2 separate regions of the Homo sapiens genome follow, and region 2 is linked to region 1. Evidence: chromatin loops called from intact Hi-C (ENCODE). Cell type or tissue: natural killer cell. All regions are shown on one strand. Links, peaks and the distances in the headings refer to the core of each region. The heading gives the core; the rest is flanking DNA.

The links. A loop is a pair of places that touch in the nucleus more often than their neighbours do. Peaks named below come from ENCODE experiments on the same cell type or tissue, not always from the same donor. Only the 100,000 strongest peaks of a DNase experiment are listed, where the experiment ranks them.
Region 2: a loop joins it to region 1, with 12 times the contacts of the local background. A loop is called at or near these places in 52 of 110 quality-filtered maps.

What each region holds. Positions count from the first base shown.
Region 1 is chr9:105,607,618-105,614,652 of GRCh38, reverse strand. It overlaps FKTN (fukutin), which reads right to left. Exons shown (of 11, transcript NM_001079802.2): 7 at 6,702-6,834. Among named protein-coding and RNA genes, the nearest start is that of TAL2, 51 kb to the left of the region's middle. In natural killer cell, for the core only: CTCF peaks have their summits at 5,237 and 5,442 (motif pointing left); a DNase peak (open chromatin) is centred at 5,472; H3K27ac peaks cover 591 bases.
Region 2 is chr9:105,878,509-105,886,785 of GRCh38, reverse strand. No RefSeq gene overlaps it. Among named protein-coding and RNA genes, the nearest start is that of TMEM38B, 190 kb to the right of the region's middle. In natural killer cell, for the core only: CTCF peaks have their summits at 4,686 and 4,889 (motif pointing right); a DNase peak (open chromatin) is centred at 4,895.

The DNA.
Region 1 (7,035 bases), core at 4,413-6,912:
TAAAGCTAATTATGAGAGCTACAAACATAGCTGAAACAAAAAGAATTTAATAATGTTTTCACCATTCAGTGATTCTATTGGTCTTTAGAGACTGTGTAGTATAGTAGAAAAAGCCTGAGATTTTGAATCAGATTATCAAATCTAGTGCACTTCTTTTTAGCTTTGACCATGTACATATCATCCTCACTTTCTATGAGGAAAGTGCATTCATTTTATCATTATATCTCCAGTGGGTAGAGTAGTGCCTGAGTATTTGCTGAATGAATGAAAGAATGTAATAAACAAATCTCTCTTGTATCTACTTTTCTCATTTGTAGTTTAAAGATAATTATTATACTTCACAGGACTGCTGTGAAGATTGAAGGAGAAAAATGTCTTGCAAATTGTCAGGTCATATATATCATTTAGTCATCTTGGTTTTCTGATTCTCTTCGTTTTTAGAGTGTTCTGGAGCTGAGGAAAGCACTATAAATTCTATAGTGTTGCTTCGCTACCTGTGGGACAAAATCTAAACTTCTTGTCCTGGTGGACATAAACACTGTGTTCTGGTTCCTGACTACTGGGGTCCAGCCTCATCTGCATCTCCTCACACTTCATCTTATAACTTGTAAACCCCCAAATATACCACAATAACTTGTAACTCCTCAAATACACCACAACTTTTCAAGCCTCCGCACTTGTTTCCTTTGTCTGATATGGCCCTGATCAATAAAATCTTTCAAGTCTCAGCTCCAACCTCTGCAAAACATTCCCCAGTTTTCCCAGGAAGACATATGTATTTATTCTTCCAATGTTCCTATTCAGGAAGTGTTTCTATTCAACATTTATAGAGCAAAGAATTATGTTTGGTTCTAGATATACAAAGACAAATGAATTATCTTTTTCCTTAACAAGCTTATAATAGTTACCACTTGTAAATACTTTTACTATAATTCATATCATATTTATTCCTAATCATCAATTTTATATTCCCTCCACTAGACTGTAAAGATAGTTCCCTGAGGGCAAGTACTACATCTCTTCATCACTGTATCTACAGGTTTAGAATGGTGCCTGGCACATAATATCTGAAAAACACATACTGATGAATGGGCAAATGAATAAATGATTGACTAAGCCCCTCCCAGGCCTGCAACATCCTAAAATATCCTGTAATTCTTTTACAATATAGTAGGAAAGAATATAGATCCTGGATGGACTATATGAATCTTAAGCAAAAAGTACCCTACCTTCAGTAAGAAGAATTTCTTGCAGATAAGTCACTGTCTACAGAATATACAAATTACACAGGATCCCTTCAATTTGAATACATCCCTTTCCTCAAAGCCATAAGTGCTCTTACAATAAATGACTGGAATGAGAGATACATGTTATAATGCTTGTTGTAGTAGGAAAAGCCTGGAGTTAAGAGGTGGAGACCTAGGATTTAGTCCATGCTCAACCAATGATGACCATGTAACTGACATCTTGAAACATCAATTTTCTTACCTGTTAAAAGAATCCTTGCCTTATTACACAGAGTGACTGAAAGGACTAAACAGCAAATATGAAAAATTTGTGCTCTACAAAAACATCAGGTCTGATAGTTACCTGCTGCTGGTACTGCTCCCATATGGACATATTCCCACCCCAATCTACTTTTCTTAACATGACACTCTCAGAAATTCCATTTCTTTTTTTTTTTGGAGACAAAGTCTCCTCTCTCTGTTGCCCAGGCTGGAATTTAGGGGCATGATCTTGGCTCACTGCAACCTCCACCTCCTGGGTTCAAGTGATTCTTCTACCTCAGCCTTCCAAGTAGCTGGGATTACAAGTGCACACCACCATGTCCAGCTAATTTTTGTGTGTTTTGTAGAGCCGGGGTTTCGCCATGTTGCCCAGGCTGGTCTCAAACTCCTGAGCTCAGGCAATCCACCCGCCTTGGCCTCCCAAAGTGCTAGGATTACAGGCGTGAGCCATGGCGCCCAGCCAGAAATTCCATTTCTCAGAACTGATCCTTGTATGTGTTAAAGTGCATACATGCATAGAGCTATATACCTTAAACATCTGCTATAAATTTTAAAAATTATAGTATACATACTTTTTTCATTTAAAAATATCCTGTACAAGATAGATTAAAGACTTAAATGTAAAACCCAAAACTATAAAACCCTGGAAGATAACCCAGGCAATACCATTTAGGACACAGGCACAGGCAAAAATTTCATGAAGATGCCAAAAGAAATTGCAACAAAAGCAAAAACTGACAAATAGGATCTAATTAAAATAAAGAGCTTCTGCACAGCAAAAGAAACTATCAACAGAGTAAACATATAACCTATGGAATGGGAGAGCATTTTTGCAAACTATGGTTTGCAAACCTTAACTATTAGGTCTAATATCCAGCATCTATCAGGAACTTAAACAAATTTTCAAGGAAAAAACCAAACAACCCCATTAAAAAGTGGGTGAAGGACACGAACAGACACTTTTCAAAAGACATACATGTGGCCAACAATCATATGAAAAAAGTTCAACATCACTGATCATTAGAAAATGCAATAAAAAACAATACGATACTATCTAATACCAGTCAGAGTGGCTACTATAACAAGTAAAAAAAAACTAATAAAATAAAATAAAATAAAATAAAATAAACCCCAGATATTGGTGAGGTTGTGGAGAAAAAGGAACACTTATACACGGTTGGTGGGAGTGTAAATTAGTTCAACCATTGTGGAAGACAGTGTGGTGATTCCTCAATGACCTAAAGACAGAAATACTGTTTGACCCAGCAATTCCATTATCAGGTATATACTGAAAGGAATATAAATCATTCATTCTCTTATAAAGACACATACATGTGTGTGTTCCCTGCAGCACTATTCACAATAGCAAAGGCATGGAATCAATCTAAATGCTCATCAATGATAGACTGGATAAATAAAATGTAGTATATATACACCATGGAATACTATGCAGCCATAAAAAAGAACAAGATCATGTTCTTTGCAGGGACATGGATGGAGCTGAAGGCCATTATCTTTAGCAAACTAACACAGGAACAGAAAACCTAATACTTCATGTTTTTATAAGTGGGAGCTAAATGATGAGAACACATGGACGCATAGAGGGGAACAACACACAATGGGTTCTTTTGGAGGGTGGGAGGAGAAAGAGGACCAGGAAAAATAACTAATAGGTACTAGGCTTAATACTTGGGTGGTGAAATAATCTGTACAACAAACCCCCACAACACAAGTTTACCTATGTAACAAACTTGCACTTGTACCCCTGAACTTACAAGTTAAAAATAAAATAAATAAGTAAACAAATAAAAATAAATCCCAAGTACAAATCTCAGGATTACTATACCTCTAAAAAAAGACAAAATTAATATCCTACTTTAAATATCATGTTTATTTAATTTTTCCTGTTCAGCCAATGAACGGGGACACAAAGCCCAAGAAGAATCGTGGAATCCAAAAGCACAAACCTTATATCAAAGAATAAGATGACAGAAGGTACCAACTCTTATTGTAGATGAGGAAACCAAGGCTCAGAAATTTGCCCAAAATCTTAGAGCAAATTAGTAGAAATAAAATAAAAATATTGTTATCTAGATATTCCTAGGCCAGGTGTACAGGTATTTCCAACTTTCCTTTTGGTTTTTCACTGATATTCAACAGCCTGGAGCTCATTAATTATCTTGTGATGGTTTTTGCTAAAACAAAATCAAATTCAGGAAAAGGTATATTATTCTAGTTTTTGAACTTCATGGTAGATTGAGAAAATAATTAAAAGTAAATAAAGTCTCCCGCCCTTCCTGAACTATTCGATACTAAAACCATTAGATGGGGCAGAGCAAGAAAGGTTTTTGTGCAAAGGGATTGCCTGATACGGGGTATCAGAGCCTAGGCAGGTAATGAGGACATCCACATGAAGAGAGTAGGAGAGTGTCCAGTGTGGGGAGTCAGAGCCCAAGCAGGGTGAGGAAAGCCTCTCTGCAGAACAGCAGCCAGGTGTGGGAAGTCAGAGCCTGAACAGGGTAAGAAGAATGCCTCTACGTGTGTGCAGCCCAGCAGAGGATAGCAGTGCCCAGGTAGGGTGAGAAGAACAGGGGGTAGGGAGGGGAGGACATGTGTTGGAAGATAGGTTACATACAGGGAGACTGAACAACTAAGTAAACATTAAGGTCAATGGGAGTCAGATTTCTCACGATTTGAAAAGGGAGTCGCAAATATGGAAATGAACTCTGTTGTTTAATTGGAACTTTTAACCGGACTGGAGATGTCAATGTGAATTCAGAGGTTTCAATAGATAGATACAGAAATAAATACACACAGACATATACACCCTACCCCTGTTCACTGAGAGAAACTCTCTGCAGCAAAACCCAAATAGCAATGGGTACACCTGGCATCCAGGTCTTGGCTTCTAAAAGGAAACAGGACTTAAAGAAATGGCTGATCCCAGGGTGGAGGTATGAAAATTGTAAGATGAACCCAGAATATTTTATAGTGCCAAAAAGTACTAAAGTGTTCAAAAAACAACGGAGACAAGTCAAAAGGACACAGAAAGCATTATGAAGGAGTTTCTACTGGCCAAATATGGAACAATCTGAAGATCAAAATAAATAATGAAAATAATTGACTATAACCCATAGGGTAAAATAGGAAACCATGAATTTATTTATATTGATATGAACAAATAAATTGAAAATGTAATGAGGAAAACAATATTTACATAGTTTTAAAGTAACTTCTTGCCAGATGCTTATTATTATAAAGGGAAAAACAGAAACTTCATAGTGGTAAAGATACGAAGTTTCAGACAGCACTTTAATCAGGTGAACAATGTGAATATCAACAGTAATGGGATAAATCAAAATTATGCAGTGCCCAGTGAGATGTAATGAGAACACAGCACCACTTCTATACCTTCTAAAGAAGTATAACCTAAATCTAACATGAGGAACCCCCGGACAAACCCCAAATGAGGGACACTGCACAAAACATCTGGCTTGTAATCTTCCAAAGTATTAGTCATGAAAGTAATAAAAGAACTGAGAAACTGTCCCAGACTGAAGAAGACTAAAGAGACAGGAAAATTAAGACAACATGTGATTCTGAATCGAATCTTTTTATTACAAAGGTTATTATTGGGACAACTGACAAAAATTGAATAGGGATTAAATGGTAAAAATGTATGTGCTAATTTCCTAACTTTCATATTAGGACATGTAGAGAATGTTCCTATTTTTAAAAAAATACTAAATTTTTTGAAGTTGTGGTCAACATCTTACTCCCAAGTGGTTCAGAAAAAAAAAAGTTATCGGTACTGTACTTGCAGCTTTTATGTATTTAAAATTGCTTTTTAAAAATTATTTTAAAAAAAGAAAGGCGGCTGCTTGATGAGGTCTATTAGATTAATTTATTGCTTTACACCAAGCATTACATTTAAGACTGTTTGGCGCCATCAAGTGTTCAAATACATGTATGTTCACTTTAATTTGAAAACTGACCCTACTGGATCTTTTCTTTATGCCAGGTACAGTAGATACTGGGCCAACACAGGTAAATAAAAGAACACTCCTGTTATCAAGAAGTTCATAAAATTTGATAAGAGGACAAGACAGATATTCATAATTCACTGTGATAATTGCTATAATAGAGATGACAACCACAGCAAACTCCCTTAGGACAGGAAGAGCGGTCAAGTTTAAGCACAAAACTCCATCTCTTCTACTTCCTGTTATTATGTGGTAGGCATATGTCAGGCAGCACTTTTCTACTAGAGTAGGCCCATCCACACATGTGGTTTTTCAGCTTTTTATTCATGAGGCTGGCTGCATAAATTTCACAGCTCCACAATGACTTAAGGAAATAGGGCTACGAAGGCCCACTTGGGCTGTCAGGCCTCAGCTTTAGGTGCCAGTACACTGTATTAGAGAAACCTCAGATTTGTGGGTCTTGGGCACTTGACAGTTATATACTTCATTTTCGTATCCCTCGTGGACACAGCTTTCTTGGCAGGGAACCCCAGAAAATAAAGGGCAAGTGAAAGAATTCAGGTACCAAAACCCCACTGTAAATTTGCCTGTTTTCACTGTATCTCTGTGTTTCATGTCATCTCTTAGAGCTGAACTTTCATGCCTTTCAAAATCATCTTTATATCCCCAGGGCCAGAAGCCTGCGGAACACAATAAATGTGTATTGAATTGAAAGCTGCAGCAAGAGAATAAAGTTTTAAAAGCACCTGGTCTTTGTGTAGCATTTATCTTCAAAAACCTTCATAAATGCAAAAAAAATTATATTCAATGCCAACTCTGAAACAAACTGTATTTTCATGAAGTCTTTTCTAAATCTACATGGTCCATCTTCTATAGTGGCTTTATCCTACTTGGACTGAGAATACACCACCTTTCACAAAGTTAATGGGCTATCTTAAGGCAGAAGCCAGTGCTAAATCTATTAAAGTTATTCAAATAAAACAATAAATAAATATCAACCTATTGACTTAGAAAATAGTTTCTTAAGGTTAATTTTTAATCTACTTCTAAAAAAAACTGAAAGAAAACAATCTAGAAGAAAAGAGACATATCAAAAAAGGATGTTTACTTTTCTATTTTCCATAAGCCCCTTCATCTTACCACCCTCAAATATTAAAAATAATCCCAACATTTTCTTTAATTTAAAAGTACACATTTGGTTGTCTCTAACCTGAAAGAATGCTCGAGCTTCTTTATACCTACACTCAATAAACCTAGAGTGTGGTACTTCTTCTACAAAGTGCATTGGATCCTTTGGAATGAGAACTTCCAGTCCATCAACAGTAACTTGCTGTAACTCTGGCCTGAAAACAAAAGTTAAGATTTATTAATGAGGGGTGGGGGAAACAGGGAGGGAGAACATTAGGACAAATACCTAATGCGTGCAGAGCTTAAAACCTAGATAACAGGTTGATAGGTGCAGCAAACTACCATGGCACATGTATACCTATGTAACAAACCTGCACGTTCAGTACATGTGTCCCACTACTTAAAGTAAAATTTAA
Region 2 (8,277 bases), core at 3,661-6,160, 270 kb before region 1:
TAGTTCCAGCTAGTTGGGAGGCTTAGGTAGGAAGGTGGCTTGAGTCCGGGAGGTCTAGGCTGCAATGAGCTATGAATGCATCATCACATTCTAGCCTGGATGACAGAGTGAGACCCTGTCTCATAAAAAAGCAAAAAAACACAACCACACTAAAGGTGAGTAGTAAGCATGGGGGGTCATGAGACTAACTAAGGTGGGGCTGTTAGCCCTCCCTTGGAGGTTTAGAAAAAAGATTCCTAGAAAGGCTGACAATCGAGCTGAATCTGGAAGAATAAGCAAGTTAACGAGGTGAAGAAAGTTGAGAACAGCATTCCAGGCAGTGGGAACAACCTCAGCAAACTCCTGGAAGCTTGCAAGAGTTTTCAGTATTCAGGAAACCAGAGGAAAGTCCAGGGTTACAGGAGACACAGAGGCAGTTGGGCTCAGACTGTAGAGGGCTTTCTGTGTTCTGCTGAGTCTAGGCTTTGTCTTCGTATAAATCACAAGGAGTCATTGTAGTGTGATCAGCAAGGGAATGACATGAGCAAATGTGAGCCTTGGAATGGTTTCTTTGGCTGCAGCATAGAGGAGGACAGCAGAGAGACAAGAGCAGACAGGGAGGCCAGTTAACAGAACATGGCCACAGTCTAAGCAGAGATGGACAATGGAAGCCCACTAAGTAGTGATAGTGGGGAGGAGAGGAAGAGATAGCTGGGAGAGAAGGAAGGAATATGCTCTTCTGGATAGTCTCATTACCCAGTCACCAGAAGTCAGTAACTCTTTGATTATGGAGGTTTAAGGAAGAGATAAGAATTGAAAACAATCTCAGAGGAAGAGCTGGAAACTGACTTAGCCAGGGGTCAGTAAGGCTCTGACTGTAGTTGAGTGCAATGTTGCAGCTCAGGGGAGCTGCATGAGTGGTGGCCCAGGAAAGGGGGACATCCCACTTGCATCAGCCTCCCAGGCAGTGGCCCAGGGAAGAGGACATCCCTCCCATATGAGCCTCCTAGGCGACAGCTAGCTGCTGTGGGGGAGAGTAGAGCCCAGGGAGCAAGGACCAGGAAGGGGTCACAGGTTGCATTTCCCAGGAAGCACTCTGAGATGGTGATTAGAGTGCAGGAGGTTCGCTTGAGTGTGTTCGCTGGATCAATGCCTACGGAAGAGAGGGGAAGGAAGAAAGCAGGATTGGGCAGAGGGAGAAGTTCGGCCGCAGCCTTGATGGAGGCCTCAGCCAAGCTTACAGTAGACTCTGAAACTACTATGGCCATTCAGAGTTGTTCCAGGTTGGAGAGCCAGGTTTAGTCCCTTATATCCTCCCACCAGTCATGGTGGTGACCCAGAAAGGGGCACGTGGCCTGGGTGAGGTGGCTGTCTTCCACAAAGGCAATCCCTGTAGAGCTACCAATAGGCAAAATCACCAGCAGCTGGGGAACCATGTCCTTCATTTATGAGGAGGGATCTAGGTGGCCACTGTAGCATCTACCACAGAAGAATGTGGTCTGATCACAGGGGGCTGGGCCAGGCCCCCAGCGAGGGAATTGGAAACCAGAGAAAAAGCCCAGGTATAAGGTAAAGCCACATGGTGGGGATTGTCTGGCCATGGAGGAGCCAAGGCTTCCTAAAGCTCTGTAAGTCACAAGCCAAGGGTAGCCGGACTCCTTCAGACCCATGGGATTACATCAAAGCCCAATAGATTATTATCCTCAGACACGACAGACTGAGGGCCAGGCCAGGGTCCCTGGCAGGAAGCTGGGAACAGGAAGGGGTAGCACTGAGTCATACTGTATCCACAATAGCCAAAAACCTGGAAACAACCTGCCTGTCCAACATGAGGGAGTGGTGGAGTAAATCATGGTGCCTCCACTCAAATAACTGTTCTATAGCCATTAAAATAATAAGGTGGCTTTTCTATGACATGAAACAGAGGATACTTTAAGCAGAGAAAAACACAGGAAATACCCAGCTTATCAGTGTAACTGTAAATGTGAGCTCTGCATATGGATGGACAATTGGCAGCATACACAGAAAATAAAATCATTGATTTTTGTGATTGAGGGAACATGGCGGTTTTTAACTCCTGTTATCATCATTCGTAATAAATACTTTTTTCCAGTCTTGGCCATCTCTCAACAGAGGAAGCTACGGATGCTTTCATGTTGGTGTGTGGCTGGATATATCTCATTTCACACTTACCATGACAGCTGCATGCTGCCCACCAGGCAGTCAGACCTCCAAGCCTGCTCAGATATTGCTCAGGGGAAGCTATTAACTATGTCTATGAGCAAAAGGGGTTCAAAAGTTGGCAATGAGGAAAATATTTTTAGTAGGAAAGAAAAGAAGGTTTTATGCCTCCCACACCTAACTGGTAGGTGGGATGTTGAACAGGGCAAGTTTAGATCAATATTTAAGGAAAGTCTTTGCCATAACAACTGATGGGCTATTTCCAGAGGAGTGAGCCCATTACGTTTGAGCAAGTGCTAAAAGCTCATTGGTCGGGGATGCTATAGTAGAGCTTCAGGGAATCAAAGACACTAGTCAGGAGATTTTCTAGATGATGATTAAAATAATTCAAAATTTAACTCAAGAAAGGTCAACTAGGGACCAGCTGGGTCAGCTCTTCATGGATTCCTAGAGGCACAAGTGAGATGGTCCAGGGTAGTCCACAGAGAAGGGCCATTGAGAGCTCTCTCCTCAAGCACCCATCTTGCTGTGGTCAACTAATCCGTATCTGTGCTGCAAAACAACCCAGACCTTCTAAAGCCTGAGTCATTCAAGAAGCCACAAACTTCCTTCTCTTCTGATGCTCAGGAGTTTCTGAAAGCACCATGAAGAAAAGCCCCAAGGTTAACCAAATGGCTCTTAATTTCAACCATTTTTTTCTTAAGATACTTTTTTTTACATTTATTTTAAAACCATGGTCAATGGCGTTTATATACAGACTTATAATGGAGTTGCATTACAAATAATCAAGTAGCCCTAAACCCCATTTAACACATCAAGTTGGCTTTGAATCTGTCCACGATGCCCAGAGGTGTTCCTTTGTAGCTTTCCTGAAGCCATTCAGCAAACATTTAGTGAACTCCTTGTGTGCCAGGAACTGTGGTAGGCATTGGAGACCCAGAGATGAACTAAGCCAGGAACAACTAGCCCGATGGCTAGACTGGTTAAGAGAAAGAGAGAGAGAGAGAGAGAGAGAGAGAGAGAGAAAAATGCTTAAAGTAAAATGACGGCTCATAAACTAAGAACCATGTGGGGTGAGCATCAAGTGTCAGAATTACCAAAGAGGAAATAGAGCATGATCTGTGGGGTTTCAAAATTCTTCAGAGAGAGGTGCCGTCTCACCTGGAAAGGGAAGGTTAGTAGAATTGCTCCAGATGGAGAAGGTGGCACAGGGGCGACAGGAGCTGCTATTTTTAGGGAAAGAAGAGAAAGGTGAACTCTCCCAAGGTGGCAGTAGGTTAAGGTGCATAAGCCTGGAGAGGTAAGGAGGGTTCAGATCATGAAAGATTTTGTATGCCAAGCCTAAGAGTTTCCATTTTATCCTGAGAGTCATTGGGAGACACGGGGGTTTTCAAGCAAGGATCTGATGGAATTTGTGGTTTTTACTTTAATCTGTCTGAGGCGGTAAGAGGATGGACCAGAGGAAAGAGGAATAAATGGTAGGAAATTATAACTATGTGTCATAATTTAATCTGTCTCATTTAATCCCCACATCATCACCATGATTACCTGTCCTTCACCTGATGGATAACTCCCTGTGACATATATCAAGATGGGGAATAGAAAGATTCCATGATATCGTTGAAAGAGCACAAAGTCTGAGTATGGCAATTCCTCAAGGATCTAGAACTAGAAATACCATTTGGCCCAGTGATCCTATTACTGTGTACATACCCAAAGGATTATAAATCATTCTATGATGAGGACACATGCACATGTATGTTTATTGAAGCACTATTCACAATAGCAAAGACTTGGAACCAACCCACATGTCCATCAATGATAGACTGGATTAAGAAAATGTGGCACATATACACCATGGAATACTATGCAGCCATAAAAAAGGATGAGTTCGTGTCCTTTGCAGGGACATGGGTGAAGCTGGAAACCATCATTCTAAGCAAACTATCACAAGGACAGAAAACCAAACGCCGCATGTTCTCACTCATAGGTGGGAGTTGAACAGCGAGAACACATGGACACAGGGCAGGGAACATCACGCACTGGGGCCTGTTGGGGAATGGGGGGCTGGGGGAGGGATAGCATTAGGAGAAATACCTAATGTAAATGACGAATTGATGGGTGCAGCAAACCAACATGTATGTGGTTTGTATTCTCCAGATGGAGAAGGTGGCACAGGTACGACAGGAGCTGCTATTTTTAGGGAAAGAAGAGAAAGGTGAAACCTCCAAGGTGGCAGTAGGTTGGTTGTGCCAACCAACCAATGGCACATGTATACCTATGTAACAAACCTGCACGTTGTGCACATGTACCCTAGAACATAAAGTATAATTTAAGAAAAAAAAAAAAGAGCACAAGGTCTGAAAGTAGATACACCCGATTAGAATTATGTTTCCTTTCCTGACCAGCTGTGCAACCTTGGAAAAGCCACCTAACCTCTCTGATTCCTATCTCTCCCAACTATAAGGAAAAGACAAGCATCTCCCAGGGATGCTGTGAAGACCTTGAGACAGAGATGTGAGAACTCTTGAGAAATCACAGAGCTCAGTGAAAATGCAATTCCTCCAACTGGAGGTAAACCCAGATTTGGATTCCATTTTTGCATTGTATTAAGAGAGTCTCAATAATGTATCATTAGACAAAATAGTGCCGCATGAAAGAAAATGTCTTTCTGTATTTACCTGTGTCCCCAGGCAATGGAGGTTGCGCCAAACCACACACTGCCACTAGAGGGAGCTCATCCTTTAGCATCAAAGAAGTCATTTCAGCTCAAACTCTCAAAACAGAGGTCCTCTGTTAGGGGAGACAGAAAGCTGAAAAAGGTCAGTTGGTTGGTTTCTTGAGGGGTGTGTTTGTGTGCGCGCGCGCATGTGTGAGTGTGTGTGTATGCTAGGGTATTCTAATCATTGTTCATCATCAGTCCCAGAGTAAAACGTCTGCAATTAGACTACCGTTCAATCCCAGTGCCTCCATTTCCTAGTGTATTAATTTGGACAAGTGACTTCATTTCTCTGAGCTTAAGTTTCTTCATCAGTAAAATGGTGAAACTCATGGCTACCCTGTGGCGATGATTTTATGAGATATTAATATTAGACATAGAGCCCCCAGTGAGTACCTAGCACAGCATAGGAATCCAGCAGATTTTAGAACCCCTTCATTTTCCCATCTTGTAAATACAACAATAATTTGGAAATATATTTAAGTGAAATTGAAAGGCGAAGTAAACAGAGCAGAAAGAGGCACAAAGGGATGCTGAATGTGCTTGGTGTGAGACATGGACATTCCTCGTTCTCGCATCTGTTTAGTGAAGGCATCCGTGTATGTGGACACCGTTTTATAAGCCCCATGGCTAGACTAGGCAGTCATGAACAGATGGGCAGCCAGGAGTAACTGCAAAATGAAGTGGGCATATGGACCGCAAACTATGGCTCCCTCTCCTTCTGTTGGAGCCATTCCTCTCAATTCTGGAGTTGTTACCCTGAAGTGGGAGGGGGGAAAATGTTATTTAATGGATTTCATGTCACTCTTACATTTCTAAAATCACTATATTCATTCTGCCTTGTATTTCCACAGAGCCACCTTCTCTCAGTGTTCCAGCAAGTAGCTCTCACAAAGGCTGTGCCAAAACCATGCCAACGCAACTGGTAGAAAAAGAAGATTTGGGTCAAACAACCAAGTTGCCTTGACCAAATTCCAAATATCAGATGAGTGAGTTTTCCTCTCTGAATTACCCATTGCTTGACTAAACTAACATGGTCAACTGGATCTTTTGATTTCTCTTAAAGGCAAAGGGAAGAGAGAATTCACATGTGTTAAGCACCATTGTGCACCAGGCTCTGTGCCAGGCACTTTGCCAACTCTCACATGACGATCACAACACAAAAAGGGGGAGTACCTATATGTGCTTTACTGAAGAGGTGCCTATGGCTCAGAGAGGTTGAGTAACTTGCCTGAGGTCACACAGCTAAGAGAGTGAGAGAGTCAACTCTGGAGCTCTCACTAGATACCAAAGTCTGAGTTTTTCCAATACATACTAAATACAATAAAAGTCTTTTTGAAAGCTCCCTCTAAAATGTCCTTGTGTGCTGTGCTCAATTTTTGGATTTCTACCCTCTCAATTTCCAAGTCTGTCCTCAGTTTTCCTTATTATAAAACTGTCTATTTAAACCACCCTCAAAGGTTCTTACCCTATTTATTCACTGTAACAATGCCCACAAAAGATAAGAAGAGTTTGTTTTATAAGCAGAGAAACTGTCGCTTGGAGTGACTTACCTAAGGCCAGTCTGTTGGCAAGTAAAAATTCTGACATAGAAAAACTACTTTCTCTCATGCAGAGATTCTGCCTCTAGACAGAGCTGGAAGAGTTCCACAGTGTCTCAACCTCTAAATGTATAGATCTAGATCCCAGGAGTCCAGCTTCAAATTAAAGCATCATCCTTAATGCTGTCTTCAACTTTCATCTCAGTACTGATTAAACAAGTCTTGAATTAGTCACCTCATCTCCATCTCCACTGCCAATGCCCAGGTCAGGCCTGGATCCCTGCAAAGGTCAGCCACCTGCTGACCCCATCTCTAGTCTTACCTCATCAGCCCAACACTTAACTGTCAATAGAGGGTTGGGTTCTGCTTAAATAAAATAATTCCATCAAGTTGCATGCCTGATGAAAAAGTTACAATGACCCCTCCTTCTCATCTCCAATGAAAGCCAGAATCCCTTAATCTGCAAAAGGCCCCCTTTATATTCTGACACAGGCTACCTCCCTAGTCACATCAATTTCACCCAACCCCCACTCCCCCACAGCTTCTTAACAAGGTAATTTAGTATTTTGGCTATAGCTAATACTAATCCATCCTTCACTTCTTCCTTTTAGTAATGAAATTCTTGAGTATTAGCCGAGTACAAGGGCTCCCTTGCAGCTGGATATGACCATGTGACTCGGTACGGGACAATGGGATGCAGGGATAGTAATGTGTGCTATTTCTGGGTTTTTGTTTTGTTTTGTTTTGTTTTCATTAAAAGGAAGCTTGCTTTCCACTTTCTATTCTTTCTCAAGGGTGAGAAAATGTACATGTTGATAATAAGCCAGCTTTGACCCAGGATGATGAGGACAACATTCAGGAGCTTGGGTCCTAAGGGTTTGTGGAGTATAACACTGTTTGTTTGGTTTGGGCTTCTCTGGAGATAAGGATTCCAATGCATTTATTTCAGAGGTGATTCCAGGAAACAGCAGGAGGGGAGTGGGGAAGTGAAACAGAGAAGATAAGAAAACCAATGATACATTACCAAGCCAGCTACCACTATGGGCAGCTGGATCTCAACCAAAATGGGAAAACTGGAGGAATGTGTTGAATGTGACTCTAAGCTGTCCTGCCCTGGGGGTAAGGGGAAGCTGGGGTACTTATATATACCAACACCTGCAAAAGTTGATTGAGGGATATTGGAGGAAGGGGCCATTTATTGCCTGGCACCGTAAGCCTGCTGCACCACGAGGCAGAGTGCTCTGGTGTCAGGGAGAGCCCTCAGGCAGGCACAGGTGCTAGAAGGTGGAAGTAGGCCTGGGTGCATAGAAATGGTGAATGTTGGGGTGATTTAGGTGGGGTACAGGTGTGTCTGTTACACCAACCCAACTCTCCATCCCTTCATCCTAGCTTGGACTTTTATGAAATAAAGAAACATTTGGGAGGCCAAGGCAGGTGGATCACGAGGTCAGGAGATCGAGACCATCCCGGCTAACATAGTGAAACCCCGTCTCTACTAAAAATACAAAAAATTAGCTGGGCGTGGTGGCGGGCGCCTGTAGTCCCAGCTACTCAGGAGGCTGAGGCAGGAGAATGGTGTGAACCCGGGAGGCGGAGCTTGCAGTGAGCCGAGATGGCGCCACTGCACTCCAGCCTGGGCGAAAGAGCGAGACTCCATCTCAAAAAAAAAAAAAAAAAGAAATAAATAAACCTTCTGTTTTAAGCCACTGTTACTTAGTCTCTGTTAACCAACCTAGCTTATACAATGATGTGAGACTGCTTGCATTCAAAGACCATCTCTGTCACTCACTAGATACAGGCGACTGAATCTTACTGAGCCTCAATTCTTCTTCTGGAAAATTGGTACACTTGTTCACT